Linked DNA regions of Homo sapiens: region 2 is linked to region 1. A link is an interaction called in ENCODE POLR2A ChIA-PET data of the cell type or tissue named here. Cell type or tissue: Panc1. All regions are shown on one strand. Links, peaks and the distances in the headings refer to the core of each region. The heading gives the core; the rest is flanking DNA. Region 1 overlaps LOC105376080 (a long non-coding RNA gene). Region 2 has its middle 42 kb from the start of ZFAND5.

What was found. ChIA-PET counts read pairs that join two places held together with the same protein. Peaks named below come from ENCODE experiments on the same cell type or tissue, not always from the same donor. Only the 100,000 strongest peaks of a DNase experiment are listed, where the experiment ranks them.
Region 2: POLR2A ChIA-PET joins it to region 1 with 13 read pairs; 3 of 35 experiments call an interaction of 5 or more read pairs at or near these places.

What each region holds. Positions count from the first base shown.
Region 1 is chr9:72,486,619-72,495,688 of GRCh38, forward strand. It overlaps LOC105376080 (a long non-coding RNA gene), which reads left to right. Exons shown (of 3, transcript XR_929925.3): 3 at 1-691. Among named protein-coding and RNA genes, the nearest start is that of TMC1, 30 kb to the right of the region's middle. In Panc1, for the core only: no CTCF peak of the experiment used is centred there; no DNase peak of the experiment used is centred there; H3K4me3 peaks cover 605 bases; H3K27ac peaks cover 3,118 bases.
Region 2 is chr9:72,402,418-72,411,487 of GRCh38, forward strand. No RefSeq gene overlaps it. Among named protein-coding and RNA genes, the nearest start is that of ZFAND5, 42 kb to the left of the region's middle. In Panc1, for the core only: no CTCF peak of the experiment used is centred there; no DNase peak of the experiment used is centred there.

The DNA.
Region 1 (9,070 bases), core at 775-8,774:
AAGGAACTTCCCTGCCTGATTTTGACCTACATTTTCTACCACTAGAATGGAAGCTTCTTAGGAGCAATGACTGCTCACATTGTTCATTATGGCATTATGTGTCTGTCTTTTTGACCCTGAAGATTTGTGAGCCCAAGGGCAGTCTGATGTCCTGGTGTATTTGGGAACTTTTCTGTTAATATGCCAGAACAGCTGCAGCCTCTTTCTCTATGTCTCTTCGTTTTTTTTTTTTTTTCTGTGTCCTCATTCTTTGTGCTCACTCTTCTCTTACCTCCACCCCCTTAAATTGGCTGAATGAAGATTGTTTGGGTTTTTTTTTGGCTCATGTTCATGGAATTCACTGATCTTACCATGTTCCCCATCATCCTGAAGCAGCTGGATTGATAGAATGGTGGAATGGCTTTTTGAAGTCACCATTACAATGCCAACTAGGTGACAATACTTTGCAGAGTGGGGGCAAAGTTATCCAGAAGGCCATGTATGCTCTGAATTAGTGTCCAATATATGGTACTGTTTCTCCCATAGCCAGGATTCACAGGTCCAGGAATCAGGGGATGGAAGTGGAGGTGGCACCACTCAACATCACCCCTAGTTATCCACCAGCAAAATTTTTGCTACCTGTTCCCATGACATTATGTTCTGCTGGCCTAGAGGTCTTAGTTCCAGAGGAAAGAACGCTGCCACCAGGAGACACAACAACGATTCCATTAAACCAGAAGTTAAGATTGCCACCTGGACACTTTGGGCTCCTCCTACCTTTAAGTCAACAGGCTAAGAAGGGAGTTACAGTGTTGGCTGGGGTGATTGACCCTTACTACCAAGATGAAATCAGTCTACTACTCCACAACAGAGGTAAAGAAGAGTACACATGGAATACAAAAGATCCATTATGGCATCTCTTAGTATTGCTATGCCTTGTGATTAATGTCAATGAGACACTACAACAGTCCAATCCAGGCAGGACTACAAATGACCTAGACCCCTCAGGAATGAAGGTTCGGGTCACTCCACCAGGAAAAAAGCCACTACCTGCTGAGGTGCTTGCTGAAGGCAAAGGGAATACAGGATGGGTAGTAGAAGAAGGTAGGCATCAATACTAGCTATGACCATGTGACCAGCTGCAGAAACGAGGACGGTAATTGTCATGAGTATTTCCTCCTTCTTTTGTTAAAAACATGTTTGTGCATGTACACACTTGCACTAAGAAAATATCTTCATTTTATTTCCTTTTCCTTTATCACGTGACATAAGACTTATTGACTTCATATCAGCATTTAAGTATTGCTAACTTTATGTAATAGTATTTTGGGTTTGGGATTGGTGCATTTCTGGTTGTACAAAGGACAGTTGTATTATGTTAGGTGTAATTATGAGCTCGCTCATTATTGTCTTTATTTGAAGATTATGTATGATCTCAGGAGATTTGTATGGGTTCAAGTTGACAAGGGGTAGACTTGTGTTGTTTAATACTAAGTGTCAACTTGATTGAAGGATACAAAGTATTGATCCTGGGTGTGTCTGTGAGGGTGTTGCCAAGAGATTAACATTTGAGTCAGTGAGCTGGGGAAGGCAGACCCATCCTTAATCTGGTGGACACAATCTAATCAGCTGCCAGTGAATATAAAGCAGGCAGAAAAATGTGAAAAGGAGAGATGGGTCTAGCTTCCCAGGCTACATCGTTCCCCTGTGCTGGATGCTTCCTGCCCTCGAACATTGGATGCCAAGTTCTTCAGTTTTGAGACTTGGACTGGCTCTCCTTGCTCCTCAGCTTGCAGACAGCCTATTGTGGGACCTTGTGATCATGTAAATTAATACTTAATAAACTCCTCTTTTTATATATATATATCTCATATATATATATATATCTCATATATATATATATCTCATATATATATATATATATATGTATCTATAGCCTATTAGTTCTGACTCTCTAAGAGAATCCTGACTAATACAGTTAACCATTTTTATTATTTAGTAAAACAATAAAAAATTGACATTCTTTGTTTTGTCTGTCCCTCCCATTCTTCCTTTCCCAAAAAACTATTGGTCCATGAGATCCAAAATATTCAGATCTATTCAACTAAATGTTATGGTTTCTAGGAGCATGGCCCATGCTTTAATGTTTCTTTTAAGCATATAATATTATGTAAACAGCTGCTCAAATGTTCTGATAAAGTGCTTGTTTCAATTTATTGTCCCAGTTTCTTCTAAGCCTGTTGGTATACCTGCATGGCTAAATGCAATATGTCTCTACAGTGACATGAATAACATATTTATGCATATATATTTACTTAATACCATTTGGTAAGTGTTAATTAAATATCAACTCTCTCAAAATTTAAAATTTCCATTGTAAATTTTTTTTAAAAAATATTTTCTTTAACAAATGATCAAGAGTAATGCTATAAGAACAACAACAAAAATGCAAACTGGGAAAAATCTCCCCTGAGGCTCAGACAATCTGCTGCCTTTTGGTATAATTCACTCAGGGATAAGAAGATCTTAGAAAATGCATGATAAAGAATAGACAACAAACAGTAAATACTCTGGTTGAATTTAATTAGCAGTGATCTTCATGATACTAAAGTGATTGTTTTTTAAACATCTCTGTCCCTGACAATTAGCCACGGTGAAGAAGGCGGCAATAACTGTCTAAAAGGTAAGCACTGTGGCTTCAAGGTAACACAGCAGAAGCTAAGAAAGGTGCTTTCCGCAACATTTAGGCTGTTCTACAAAGAAGTATGGGAGCATGGAAATGGAAAGGTAGAAACAAAGGAATCAGAGTTGTAAGTGTAGAAATGCACCTTTGGAGAGAAGGAGGATATTTCCTTCTCCTTTTCCACTTTTATAATCCTCAGTTTTGTTTTGTTGTTGTTGTTTTTGAGACAGTCTCACTCTGTCACCCAGGCTGGAATGCGGTGGTGCAGTCTCAGCTCACTGCAACCTCCACCTTCTGGGTTCAAGCGATTCTCCTGCCTCAGCCTCCCATGTATCTGGGTTTACAAGCGCACGCCACCACGCGTGGCTAACTTTTGTATTTTTAGTAGAGATAGGGTTTCACCATGTTAGTCAGGCTGGTCTCGAACTCCTGACCTCCTGATCTGCCTGCCTCGGCCTCCCAAAGTGCTGTGATTACAGGCGTGAGCCACTGCGCTTGGCCTTTTTTTTTTTTTTTTTTAAATGCCTGTTTTCTATACAAAATCTACATCCAAAACTCCTTTAGGCTATATTTTTTTCAAGGCTGAAGTAAGGGAGTAATCCTAATTTCTTTCACAGATTTCAATTTCAGCTACTATATGAATCACAGGCTGGGCAGATTAGAAATTTATGAGGAATAATCCAAATGGCAGAATCTTGAGAGTAATTCTTGTTTGAAGCACAGATCTTTTTCTTTTACATTTTCCTTATATGAGTTTTAAATTTCTTGAGTAAGGTAGTGAGAAATTTCTTGAGTAAGGTAGTGTGGGGAAAATGGGGACATTATTTCTGAGATTTTATTAGGATAGCAGAGAGGCACAGGTGCATAGCATAATTATCCTATCTACACTCAATTTCATTGCCAAGTAGGGCCAGTTGGTGCTTCTAAGGATTCCTCTTGACTGACAGATCACAGAAACTTGACCACTGAGGCATGAGGCATGATAGGGCGACCACTCTTGTTTCCAAAATGTGAAAGAAGCCCTAAAATTTCAAGGGGAGCAGCTGAATTAATATTACTAGGGAGGTACAAAACTTCCTAATGAAAGTGTTTTCAAGGCTCCTCTTCAGCTGACATATGTCACAGCCTGACAGGTTCTTTTTGCCTGCTTCCCAGAAATACCAATGCACTAAGAACGGCAGGTATTGCAGCAAAGAGAGTTTAATTTGCAGGGCCAGCCAAGTGGAAGGACAGGAGGTATTTCTCAAATCTGCTTCCCTGAGAATTAAAAAGCTAGTTTTTTTCTTTTCAGAGTCTAGCTCTATTGCCTAGGCTGCAGTACAGTGGTGTGATCTTGGCTCACTGCAACCTCTGCTTCCTGGGTTCAAGTGATTCTCCTGCCTGAGCCTCCCATGTAGCTGGGATTACAGGCACCTGCCACCATTGGCTAATTTTTTAATTTTTTTGAGTAGAGACAGGGTTTCAACATGTTGGCCAGGCTGGTCTTGAACTCCAGACCTCAAGTGATCCACCCACCTTGGCCTCCCAAAGTGTTGGGATTACAGGCATGAGCCACCATGCCCAGCCAAGGCTAGGGTTTTTTTTTAAAGGGTACTTTGGTAAGCAGGGGCTGGGAAACTGAAACAATTGATTATCTGGGGAAGAAATCACGGGGGTGTTTAAAACTGCCTTTGTGTAGTTGAGTTAGTTCCCAAGAGGGGGTCTGAGGACCAGATGGCATCACTTGGTCTACCAAAATGCTAAATTTGGAAAAGATCTCAAAGACCAGTTCTGTAGGTTTCACAATATTGATGTTATCTATAGGAGTAGTTGGGGAAATTATAAATCTTACAACCCCTGATTACGTGACTCTGGAGTGGTAAGCAACTAATAGAAAAGCAAGCTAAGCAATGGCAGGTCATTGTTTATGCCTATTCTTTAGCAAAGTTCAAGTTCTTCCCATAATTCTAAACTTGTCTTACAAATGCAGCTTCAATCTGTGAACAAGGAGATGTTCAGTTTCCTATGTCTCTAAGTTTAAGTTTAATAAACTAAATTTATCTTGGCTTCAGTGCTAGAATAAGCAAAAAAAAAAAAAAAAAGATTAGTCTGTGAGGTTACAAATAAGATGGAGTCAGTCTAGAAGCAAGATGGAGTCAGTCATGTTAGATCTCTCTCATTACTTATAATTCTTCAAAAATGATTTCACTTCAACTTCAGGACCTTCACCATGATCCATAAACATTATCATTCTATCAGTAGGCTTTACCTATATTTCATCTTAAAAATAAGAAAGTTGAAAAAGACGATTATGGCAACTTTAGCAATAGTTCGCTATGAAAGCTACTTTTCAGGAAGAGAAAATAACACTACTTCATACCAGAATAACTCTTGTTTATATGGTGCAAATATGGTGCACGATGTGTGGATTTTGATCAAATGCATCTTTGTGTATGCTTTCTACCCTCCCTTAATTTTGTATTAGTTGGGGTTGGGAAGGTAATATTCACCTGACCTTGGGTGAATATCTGGGCTATTCTCATGTCTTTTCTGTTTAGTCAGGTAAAAAGCAGTCCTACAATCATTTTAAGTCACAGACACAGACCTAATTCAGTCTTAACACTGTCCAGCTCCATGCAAGGTCAGAACTCCAAATACAACTTGATATCAATTCTCCCCGCCTAGCTATGTCCTGTTTTAGTCTGAAGCCTGCAGTAGAAGAAGAGGTGAGTTTGTCTCTTCTTCCTCCTTCTCGCTTCCTGCTCACCACTTTCCTAGGCTCAAAAGCAGGGTTGGGAGAGGAGAAATAAAGGGATAGAACCATTGTCACTTGGTGAGGTAACTTTGGCTCTCTGACCTGGCAGATGGTTAAAGACAGTCCCCCTTAGAGATCCTGGCTGCAAAGACATGGAAGAAAAATGGACTCTCTCCTATGTGGCAGTTTCAGGGGCTCTTCCCTTGCTGGACTTCTCTCTCCCGTAGTTCATTTTTACCTCCAGGGAAAATTTTTCCCTTCCCTTCCCTTCCCTTCCGTTCCCTCCCCTCCCCTTCCCTCCCCTCCCTTCCCCTCCCCTCCTTCTTTGCTTTCTGTCTCTCCTTCCTTCCTTCTTTCGTTTCTTTTCTTTCTTTCTTTTTTTTTTTTTGTTTGTTTTTTTTGAGACGGAGTCTCGCTCTGTCACCCAGGCTGGAGTGCAGTGGCGCGATCTCGGCTCACTGCAAGCTCCGCCTCCTGGGATCACTCCATTCTCCTGTCTCAGCCTCCCGAGTAGCTGGGACTACAGGCGCCCGCTATCACGCCAGGCTAATTTTTTGTATTTTTAGTAGAGACGGGGTTTCACCGTGTTAGGCAGGATGGTCTCGATCTTCTGACCTCGTGATCCACCCGCCTCGGCCTCCCAAAGTGCTAGGATTACAGGCGTGAGCCATCGCACCCGGCTTCTTTCTTTCCTTCCTTCTTTCTTTCTTTCCCTTTCTCTTTCTTTCTTTCTTTCTTTCTTTCTTTCTTTCTTTCTTTCTTTCTTTCTTTCTTTCTTTCTTTCCTTCTTTCTTTCTTTTCTTTCTTTTTCTTTCTTTTCTTTCTTTCCTTCCTTCCTTCCTTCCTCCCTCCCTACCTTCCTTTCCTTCCTCCCTCCCTCCCTCCCTCCTTCCTTCCTTCCTTCCTTTTTTCTTTTTGATGGAGTCTCACTCTGTCACCCAGGCTGGAGTGCAGTGGCATGATCTAGGCTCACTGCAACCTCCACCTCCTGGGTTCAAGCAATTTTCCTGCCTCAGCCTCCTGAGTAGCTGGGATTATAGGTGCGAGCCACCACACCCAACTAATTTTTGTGTTTTTAGTAGAGACGGGGTTTCACCAGGTTGGTCAGGCTGGTCTCGAACTCCTGACCTCGTGATCTGCCCACCTCAGCCTCCTAAAGTGCTGGGACTGCAGGCATGAGCTACTGAGTCTGGCTGGAACCCAGCCTCTTTCTACTGAGGTCACCTCACACCTCCATGTGGCCCGAATTGATAGGACACAGGAGTAACAGAGGCCAATCTCTCTCTCAGGTAGCTTACTCTAGTCAACAGGAAACATCCCGTATCTCTTGTGCAGGCAAATTTGGAGTGAGCAATGTAGTCCCAATACAGTAGCTTCCCCTTAGATCTACCACGAAAGTGACTGCTCAGGCCATCTCTTACTTCCAGATTTCCCCAGGTGGACCATCCACTCTCTACCTTAAATGCCTCTGGTGGGAGTCAGGCAACGGTCTTGTGTTACTCCCAACTATAGGAAACATATTTGGAATTATGCTCACCTCTCTAAGCTTGAGGTGAGAAAAATATGGGAGAGATGGACAGGTGGGGGTTGGCGACCTTGAGCATGCCGGCACCTCTCTCCTCTTAACCCTGATTTAAAAAAAAAAATCATTTGTCTGCTTGAGGAACCCAACTGGCATGCAAAAGGTTCTCAGAGGTCATTTTTCTATAAAACTGCAACATTTTCTTTGTATTTGGGGCAGGTTGTGTCTCATGCTTACTTTTTTGACTGCAATATTAGCATCCTAAGAAACAAAAGCAGGAAGAATCCAGTTCTACCATCTTGTTGCCAATGTTTTACGGTTCACAAGGTTTACAATCCCATTGTTTCAGTTGTTTCTTACTGTATCATGAAGTAAGCCCCAACAAACAGATTTGCCACCCCCTTTTTTTTGCTAGTGAGTTTGAAAAGGTCAAATGACATGCATTCACATGGCTTTCATGGAAACTATGTATTTGATTTCTGAACTCCTTAAAGGACCTTGTTATGTTCATATTTCTATCCATAGCCCTTAGCACATAGTAGACAATAAATAGAATTTATTTATGTAATCAATGCATCCAGGACTCCTAATGCTGAGGCAAGTCCTTTCTTCACTGTAGACAAATTTGCTCCCAGAGAACTGGTCTGACTTTTGACCTTCACAGCAACACAACCTCTGTAATCCCCTTACATTCCAGGCCCTTTTCAATTTAAGGCTAATCCTGGATCCATGGATTTGGCTCTGAGTAAATCAAAGATGTCCAAAGCAGATTAGCTCTGTGAGTGTTATTATGGTCCATTCTCCCTTTAGTTTGTAACAATCAACATTTATTGAGTGCCTTTTATGTGACAGGTGCTGTATGAACTATGAGAGAGAAAAATATAAATAAGAAAAATTTCCATGTCTTGCAATCCACCCCAGAAAATACCTGAAAGAAAACTGTGGAATTTAAGGCATCTTTTGTAAATACATGAAGTTCCAGATAGTTTTATCTGAGGCTTTTATGCGATATAGTAATTTATGAGATTACCTGAGTGGTAAACCTGCATGCCTATAGGGTCTGGCAGGTAACAGACATGACTAAAGTGGATCAACTCAAGATTGTGGTGAACTAGAGAACAGCTGTCCTATTTATGGGTAGCAAGAGGTACTCAACTCTAGCTGAAGTGAGCAAAGGAATTTAGATATTCTGTTATTTTTATTTATTTATTTATTTATTTGAGACAGAGTCTTGTTCTGTCACCCAGGCTGGAGTACAATAGCACAGTCTCAGCTCACTGCAACCTCCACCTCCCAGGTTCAAGCGATTCTCCTGCCTCTGCCTCCCGAGTAGCTAGGATTACAGGCACCCGCTACCACGCCCAGCTAATTTTTGTATTTTTAGTAGAGACAGGGTATTGCCATGTTGGCCAGGCTGGTCTCGAACTCCTGACCTAAGGTGATCCACCCGCCTCGGCCTCCCAAAGTGCTGGGATTACAGGCGCGAGCCACTGCATCTGGCCAGAAATCTGGATATATTTAAATGTAAATTTTCTCCATCTGAAAACATAGGTGGGCCAAATAATATATCTGTGTGTTGCCAGGATCAACCTTTGCCCTAGAGTGATTCTGGACCTATTTTTTTTCTCCTCATTCCACCCCTACTTTCTCTTTTCTTGGGATGTGGCTTGGGACTGAAATATACTGGAGATAAGGAAGGAAGATCAGGGATTGCTGTTCAACCTCTTTCACTTTCATTGATATTTATCAAAAGAAGAGAGCTGTGTGCATTTCACAACCCTCAGAGAATAGAGAGAACTTGTGTTTAGAACTATGTTTAGCTTTTATACAACTGAAAAATAAAATTCTTCCTTTAAGCAAACCTGCAAAGGACTTTACACCACAGTCTTACGTTTACCATATATGTATATCCATTAAGTGCATATAAATCTGAAGGTACGTTCTTAGTGAGCAACTGCTACCTGGTTGTCATGCTAATGACTATTAGTATGTTATAAGCCATGATGATAAGCAATTTACACACAGGGTTTTTTTCTTTTAGGAGCCATTGTCCCTCTGTTTTAGATTCCCCTTCCCACATTGATCTTATGGATGTCAGTGGCTCTGGACTTGTATTTACTATTGCAGATAGTGTGATACTTCCACTTAACCA
Region 2 (9,070 bases), core at 335-8,334, 85 kb before region 1:
TGAGCCACCATGCACGGCCTAAGATGGCTATTTTTGTAGGCCAAAAAAAAAAAAGACAATCATAAATAATTATTGAACACATACCATGTACAAAGCAAAGGTTCAATTATATGGAGAAAGAAATTCAAAGGCAGAATATCAAACAACAGCATTTCAAAGGTTCACTCTGTACTGTCTGAGTCTAATTTTCTATTTGTTAACAATGTTTTATCTGGCACCTAACTTTTAAAAATTACTTGTTTGTAAACCATGTAGTGAATTAACCTGACCAAAAAAATTCAGCAAAAAATTTTCTTAAAGTTTGTAGGTTTAAGAAATGAAAAAGTTGTGCAAATGTGTCGAAAAATAGTTAAATGATATGAAAATCCTTAAAATAAAAACTTAAAGTTCTTTTCTTACCACCTGGAGTAAATTGTCTTAACAACTTTTATTTTACTCCAGACCTCTTTTTTTCTTTATTTTGCATATGAAATAAAATCTGCAAGTTTTTTTTTCCCACTCAGAATTACGTCATGGACAATTCTTTTATATACAAACACTTCTGAAATCAAGAAGAGCCAACATGTCTACTCTTAAAGGGCCTTTAAAAAAATCACTTCCCATATTCAATTGCTTTTTAATTGAGTACTTTTCAAAATTAGCCTTCATTATTGTAATTGCCCAAAAACATTAAAAGAAGGCATATATCCTCAAAACACTTTCATTTAAAACCATCTTTTAAAGAACATAAGGTACATGAAGTAACCACGTGATTTTGGCACAGTGGGTTGAAAACAAAACCAAAATAGTTACTCAAATGTTTTATCTATGCTATACCAAATAAGAGCGGACTTAGCATTCTTGAAAAGAACAAACTATGCTCCCAGGGAGCACAGAGGTGCCACGGCTGATAAGAAATAATGTTGGTGTCATCTTAATTCTAGAAAAAAATTAAAAGAACTTGGAATTTCTACATTAGGTTCACCTTCCCTTTAATTTTTTCTTTTTTCTTTTTTTTTTGAGACAGAGGGAGACTCTCGCTCTGTCCCCCAGGCTGAGTGCAATGGTGCAATCTCGGCTCACTGCAACCTCTCCCTCCCGGGTTCAAGCAATTCTCCTGCCTCAGCCTCCCAAGTAGCTGGGATTATAGGCACCCGCCACCACGCCAGGCAATTTTTTGTATTTTTAGTAGAGACAGGGTTTCGCCATGTTGGCCAGGCTGGTCTTGAACTCCTGACCTGAGGTGATCTGCCCCCCTCAGCCTCCCAAAGTGCTGGGTTTACAGGCATGAACCACCATGCCTGGCCTAACTTTTTCTTAAATCTTTGTCATCTTTTACTGCTTATTTGCTGATGAGCACAGGAAATCAAACGAGTAGGTGGCATACAAATTTTAATAGAAAATCTCTGACATAACTCACTGCATTTAGTTTAACAACCTTTTAGTTAAGGTAGAGTATAACATATATATGTGTGTGTATATATATGTGTGTATATATATGTGTATATATGTGTGTATATATGTATATACATGTGTAGATATGTGTGTGTATATATATGTGAATATATATATATATAAAATAGAGTAATATTTTCTGCTAGTAAAAGTTCTGCCAGGGGAAACATAAATATATCGGCATTTTATAGGTTTCCACAAAAAAAATTAAGTTTCCACCATCTAACAAACTTCAGAATACTGTCATGTGGCAGACATTCTGCACTGAAATCAAAATGCTTGCTGTTTCTTCTGAAGTGAAGAAGGAGGTTGCACTGCATGATCCCCCCAAAATCTCTTCTCAGGAACACTTGTTCTTAAATTTGTTTCCTCCATGAGATACAGAAAGAGCATACTATACACCTGTAAATACCAGTTTATTGAGGAACTCAAGTATCAATTCCATTGCTAGCAACGGTGTTTTTTAGGTATCTTTTCTGTATCTTCCAACCTACAGGTATACCCCTAATGAAGTAAAAATAACATGCACATCTGAACACATAAAAATGTAAACCTGATCTTTCCAACTTTAATTATAAAAGTGTTTATTATTTTATTCCTTTATATTGCAAGCTCTATTAGTGAACTTAAAATGTGTGAAATTTGATTTAACTGAAACATCAACATAGCTATTTTAAAGCTCTGTGTACGTGTACCAAAAAATTACAAATTGTAAATAGGATCAGTCTAGGGAAATTCAGGCTTCATTTTCTTATGGTGTGGAAGGTGAACTTGAAAGTCTTAAGAAAACATATGGTTCCTGTTTTCCCACTTCTACATGAACATATTACCAATTGTATAGTGAAAGCTGAAGTATGAATTATTCAAGACAGATTGATGAGATGTGTGGGAACCTTACTTTTTTTTCTGTTGAAATGATTAATAAAAAGGGTTTTAAAATTACCTAAGACAAAATAATGTATATTAAATATATATTATACAATATATTTAATATATGTATTTACATATATTAAAATGCATGATATTCAATATATGTATTTACATATATTAAAATGCATGAAATGTGTTTACATATATTAAAATGCTTGAAATGTATTTACATATATTAAAATGCATGGAATGTGTTCCTTCCCAATTTCTTTGGTCATTTGATATTAGGATCTGCCTGTAGGCTATCTCGTTCACTTTTTTTTTTAAGCTGAAAGAAGGAAAGGTCAAAAATACTCTTAGCATTGCCGAACTGATCAAGTATTGTCACGTTCTGCATTGATAGAAATCTAAGTGGAGTACTGGGTGCTCAACCTGAATCACTGTGAGGCCATTTTATACTGATGAGTGATTTTTATATAGTAGGGGCTCAGAGTGCAAAACTGCATTGTCTCTCCATTTCTACCTTTGGAAAATATTTTAATGATTAACAAAAGTGGTTAAAAAAAACAAAAAAAGGCTTCTACTAATAGATCTGGGAGAATTAAACCAGAGTAGATCATCAGACTATCTCTTTATAAAATATATTAGCCACATTCATTTATTATTAACATGTATTATTTATTTGCACAAAAATACATGTATTCATTGTAAAAAAAATCCAAAACCACAAGTAAACAACACTATCAAATTACCAATGGCACCTGGGGAGATTACCACAATAAATACAATAAATGAATGTATGTAGCAGAATAAGTTGGCCAGCGAATGATCTTTCCTCTCTTCTTAGGTGAAGGAATTATTAGCCTTACATTAAAGGAAATAAAAAGTTGCCAGGTATGAGCTACCAGTGAGCAATTCCTAAATCCACCTGTTGTCCTTGAAAGATCAGTTAGTTCTGGCCACTAAACTTAATGTCTGAGTAGGAGGGTAAGATCAACTCTTTCTTGTGGGAGAGTCTTAAAGGAAGGCTGAGCCCTGAGGGAGGAATAGGGGGAAGAGAAGAGTTTCAGTTCTTAAAGTAGTCAGAAGAGCTCTGACCTGGTCATCAGTAAGACTGAATTTAGATCGTTGCTCCTAACCATTGTGTGACCCGGAGTCGATTATCAATCTCTCTGAGCATCAGTTTTCCTATTAATCAAATGAACGGGTTGAGATAAGGAAAAGTCTAAGGTGGGAAAGAGATTGTGGAAATGTCTAAGACATAGCTTCTACAAATTTAGTTGTAAAAATGGGCCCAAGAAAGAACACTATTTCTAGATTGGGGTGATGGTGGGGGAACGAGGGAGATGAGGATGGAGAGAACCTTAGCAGAGGGCTCAGCTAAAAGTCTGATCTTGTTCAACACCTTCATTCAGGATCTAGAACTAAGCTGCCCAATATGGCAGCCTTTAGCTACATGTGGCTACTTTTGGAATTGAGATGTGCTATAAATGTGAAATACACAATGAATTTTTAAAATAGTACAAAAAATCTAAAATATACCTGTAACAATTTTAAGACGTTGATTAAATGCCAAAACAATAGTTCATTGGATAATTCATTTTACCTGCCTTTTTTTTTTTTTTTTTAGTCAGGGTCTTGCTCTATCACCCAGGCTGGAGTGCAGTGGCACAATCCCAGCTCACTGCAACCTTTGCCTCCCAGGTTCAAGGAATTCTCATGCTTCAGCCTCCTGAGTAGCTAGGAATACAGGTGTGTGCCACCATGCCCGGCTAATTTTTGCATTTTTAGTGGAGTCAGAGTTTCACCAGGTTGGCCAGGCTGGTCTCGAACTCCTGACTTCAAGTGATCCACCCACTTGGGCCCCCCAAAGTGCTGGGATTACAGGTGTGAGCTATGGTGCCTGGCCTACCTGCTTCTTTAAAACTTTTTATTGTGGCAACTAGAAAAATTTAAATTACGTGTATTTCCATTGGATGCTACTGATCTAGGCTCTAATTTTAAGAAAATACACTTTGGGAAAATGTGCAATGAATAATCTCTACATGGATGTGGAAAATGTTGCGATTGTAAGAATGGTGTAGTAGAATGAGTGTCATCAGGAATTTAAATATTAAGTAGATAAGAGAAAAGCAGGAAAATAGGAATGACAACAATACTTGAAGGGGAATAATGATAACAGGTTTGCAAACTACATATGAACCTGAACCTCCGATTGACAAAAAGCAGTTTAGAGCTAGTCTGGTGCAGAGAAACAGGCCAGAGAGTCATGCCTTGTTTGTGGTAGTTGATTCTTTTTAACTGAGCCTGTCTGCACTTGATTTAAGTAAGAAGGTAGGGATGGGAGAGGGGAAATTAACAGGGTATGATTTACAAAGCATGTTTATAGATCTTACAAATTGGCTTCACTAAAGGAAGGAGTTAATACATGTCAATAAATGAGTACAACTACTATAATATGCATAATGGCGTTTGCTAAATAGCAACTCTTCTTCCTGGAAAATTTCCTTTACCTCATACAGATGAATCATTTACTTCCAGAAAATAGTACACTTACTGTAGGCTTAGTTCAATCCTAGTGATTAAATTCGGCTAGCCAAGTCAGGTCAGATTTCATGGTAACATGACAAAAGGGAGAATAAAACTCTAAAAGGACATTGAAAATGTCCTAAACACCATATCCAATGGCTTTTCACAGTCTTCATCCTTCTAAGCTTCAGAGCACCACTTGACAGCAATAACCTTCTCTTTAACATTTTCTTCTCCATTGCCTTCCAGTGATGTGATGTCTGAGGTCTTTTCTTTTCACTCTGACTTGTCCTGACAGGGAAGCAGTATTGATTGAAGAACAAAGGTTTGTGGGTTGTAGTGAGAACTTGGGGTAATAGTTTCTGTAAAGTGTGTAGTAGGTTCTCAATCAATTATAGCTATTAGCTTTTGTTATTACCTTTGACTGAATATTTTCCTTCACCCAAGCCTTACATTTACGTTCTCTGTTCTTCATATACTACAGAATTGTATTTACTTCTTTTGTTTCAAATGTTACCCCTTTATTAATAAACAGCTGCACAATGTCACATCTGAACCTGTCTGTGAATGCATGGTGTAAGTATTTTTATTGTTTTTTTTTTAAGGCCTGGGCAGTGTATGACAGGCAGAAGCTTCTTTCTTCCAAATCTGTGTGCGTCTAAGAGACTCGATGTCACTCCACCTCCCCATTTTTGCCAAGTGCAGCATCACAGATGTGTGTCTGGGTCTTCCTCCAGTCCTTCAGCATTACACTCCCCAGAGCTCTATGAATACAATGGAGGCTGGGATGCCAATACATTCCAGCATGATCTTAGTTTGGTTTCATGTGGGACTTCTAGTGTACTACGACATTCTGATGATGGGTTCAAGGTAACTTTCTATGACTGGCACAAAAATGAGAGAAATTGTGTTATAGCTTTAGCTGTGGGGCTTTGGGCAGGTCATGTCACCTCTCTGGCTTAGTTCCTTTATTTGTAGGATGAGTGATTTAGACTTGATCTCAACACTTTCTCGTGCTAGGATGCTGAGTTTCTTGAAGACAATGGGCACGTAGAGGATAGCAAAGCACATGATATTCTTGAAGCTTTCAAATGAAACAGTGTTGTTCAAGGCAGGATAATGGGAATAGATTGCATTCCCAAAAATGTTCACATTAGGGATTTTTTTTTTTTTTTTTTTTTTTGAGACAGAGTCTTGCTTTGTCCCCCAGGCTGGAGTGCAGTGGTGCAAGCTCCATCTCCCAGGTTCACGCCATTCTCCTGCCTCAGCCTCCCAAATAGCTGGGACTACAGGCGCCCGCCACCATGCCTGGCTAAATTTTTTTGTATTTTTAGGAGAGACGGGGTTTCACCGTGCTAGCCAGGATGGTCTCAATCTCCTGACCTTGTGATCCACCCGCCTCGGCCTCCCAAAGTGCTGGGATTACAGGCGTAAGCCACCACACCCAGCCGGGGTAATTTCAATAGCTATTACGACCACAGGATTGCCATCCCGACAAGCCTCATATACTTGTTACTATTTTTATCACTGAAATGATAATTTATTGGTCATTTTAATCATAAAAGTCCTGCTGATTTTTAGTTTTGTAGATTACATAATGAAAAAAATCTTCTTTATTTATTTAGGCGCCCAGTACATGTTCATTGTAAAAATTTCAAAGAATAGAGAAAATTTTTTTAAAGGCAGTAAAAATCATCCCCAAATTCTGGCCACCTGGGAGTAATAATTTATAAAAATTTGGTTAGTGTTCTAATGTATGTGACCTTACATAAATTAGAACAAACTATTAATGCTGTCTTGTAACCTGCTTTCTTTCTTTGTTTTTTGTTTTTGTTTTTGTTTTTGTTTTTTTGAGATGGAGTCTCACTCTGTCGCCCAGGCTAGAGTGCAGTGACGTGATCTCGGCTCACTGCAACCTCTGCCTCCCAGGTTCAAGAGGTTCTTCTGCCTCAGCCTCCTGAGTAGCTGGGATTACAGGCGTGTGCCACCATGCCTGGCTAATTTTTTGTATTTTTAGTAGAGACGGGGTTTTGCCATGTTGGCCAGGCGGGTCTCAAACTCCTGACCTCAGGTGATCTGCTTGCCTTGGCCTCCCAAAGTGCTGTGCATTTGGCCTATAACCTGCTTTCTGAAAAAGTTTTTGGTATATTGTAGATATCTTTCTTCAGTAGTGGCCATTGATTTAGAATCATCTTTTGTAATAGCCATATTCCATTGTCTGGTGGATCCATAATATATACCATTATATATTTATTTATTCCTTTCATGATGGATATTTAAGTTATTTCTAATTTTCCACTATTATAGATAGAACTGTGATGAACATCAAGTCATATCAAAGCTTACAAACATATTGAAACACGCTTATTTTGAAATAAGAGCAGAGTTATTTTGTTAGGCAATTAAGAGGCAGTCAGTAAATATACTTTGATAATGATTGTCCCTGCGATGCCCTAATTCCTGATTTGCAATAGATTAATGCACTGTCACCATTATTTTCCAAAAGGTTAGAAACTTACACTTAATCACTGTAACTAAAAATTAATTTTATGCTATTAGAAATGATAAGGTAATACAAAGTATCCTTTCCCCAGCTGAAACTATTATAGTTATTTCTAATTCAGCCAGCCCTTATGAAAATAATAAAACATGTATTGGCTTCTTATCTCATTTGAATATGAAGGTTTATTGTCATTCATGTTAAATGTTGTTTTTTTTTTTGTTTTGCTTGAGTTAATAATACCTCAGAGTTGGACTAACACCATCTCCTTTTGTTAATCATCGACTGCCAAAAATTCAAAATCCCAAGCAGATTGAAGGAACAGTATAAAGTAATTTTCAGAGGTTTATTTTGGGAATGAATTTACAGAATATTTGCTTTTTTATCCTAGTACCTCATACAGTGCCTCGGACATAGTGGGCACTCAATAAATATTTATTGAAGAATGAATGAATGAAGCACATTCAATTTGTGACTTAAATAATGGTGAATATCTGAACCAATGGGGCCAACTATTTCTACAACTAAAATAATCCATTGGGGTTACCACAGAATTGACTTTCTACACTTAGAAATAAGGTGAATGTTTTCCACTAAACATAACTCACCAGTTTTATCATTCTTAATATTCATTGTTTATAGAGGGAGTTGGAAAACTGTCTCCTGCGGGCAAAGTCCAGCCTGCTGCCTATTTAGTACAACATGTGTGCTAAGAATAATTTTAAAAATATTTTTAAATGGTTGAAAACAATCAAGAGAAGAATAATATTTCATGGCAGGTAAGAATTATATAAAATGTAAATTTACTGTCTGTAGAGAAAATTTCACTGGAATCCTACCATGTTCATTCTTTCATGTATTGATGAAATTTCATGTTTTATGGTTGAGTTACAACAGTGGCATTGAGTAGTGACCCACAAAGCCAAAAATATTTACTGTCTGGCCTTTTACAAAAAAATTTTTGCCAACTCCTAGTTTTGACCCAAAACTGTTTCTTGGGGACAGGGATGCATTTTGAGTTACCAGCATTATCGAATGCTAGAGTGACAGCAACCTTGGCAAAGGCAAGTCAAGGCAGTATGTCTGTTTTGTTAACTACTAGAAAATCGTAGTGGTAGTATATTCTCTTTTCTTTTTTATCATCTCTGATTGAGGAGACCAGTCTCTTTTTTTGAGATGGAGTTTCACTATTTTTGCCCCTGCTGGAGTGCAATGGTGGGATCTTGGCTCGCTGCAACTTCTGCCTCCTGGGTTCAAGTGATTCTCCTGCCTCAGCCTCCCAGGTAGCTGGGATTACAGGTTCACGTCACCACACGAGGCTAATTTTGTATTTTTAGTAGAGATGAGGTTTCACCATGTCAGACAGGCTGGTCTCAGATTCCTGACCTCAGGTGATCCGCCCACCTTGGCCTCCCAAAGTGCTGGGATTACAGGCATGAGCCACTGTGCCCAGTCTGAGAAGACCAATCTTATGCAAACCTCTTACTGGGCCCAGCAATTCAACTGTGACCCCTCTGGCCTCTCTGGCTTCCCTCCAGAACCCTGCCTGCCCCATGGTTGTATAGGCTGGGGACACTAATGACTCCCCCAAAAGCCTGTCAGGATTTTAAAAATTGGGCTCTTCGGAACTTCTGTGGAAAATTGAAGAGGTTTGTCTATATCCTAAATGTATGAAATTATTGAATTCTTACATGAATTTTAGTTTGAGATTTTAATTTTAATTAGTTTCTTCTACAG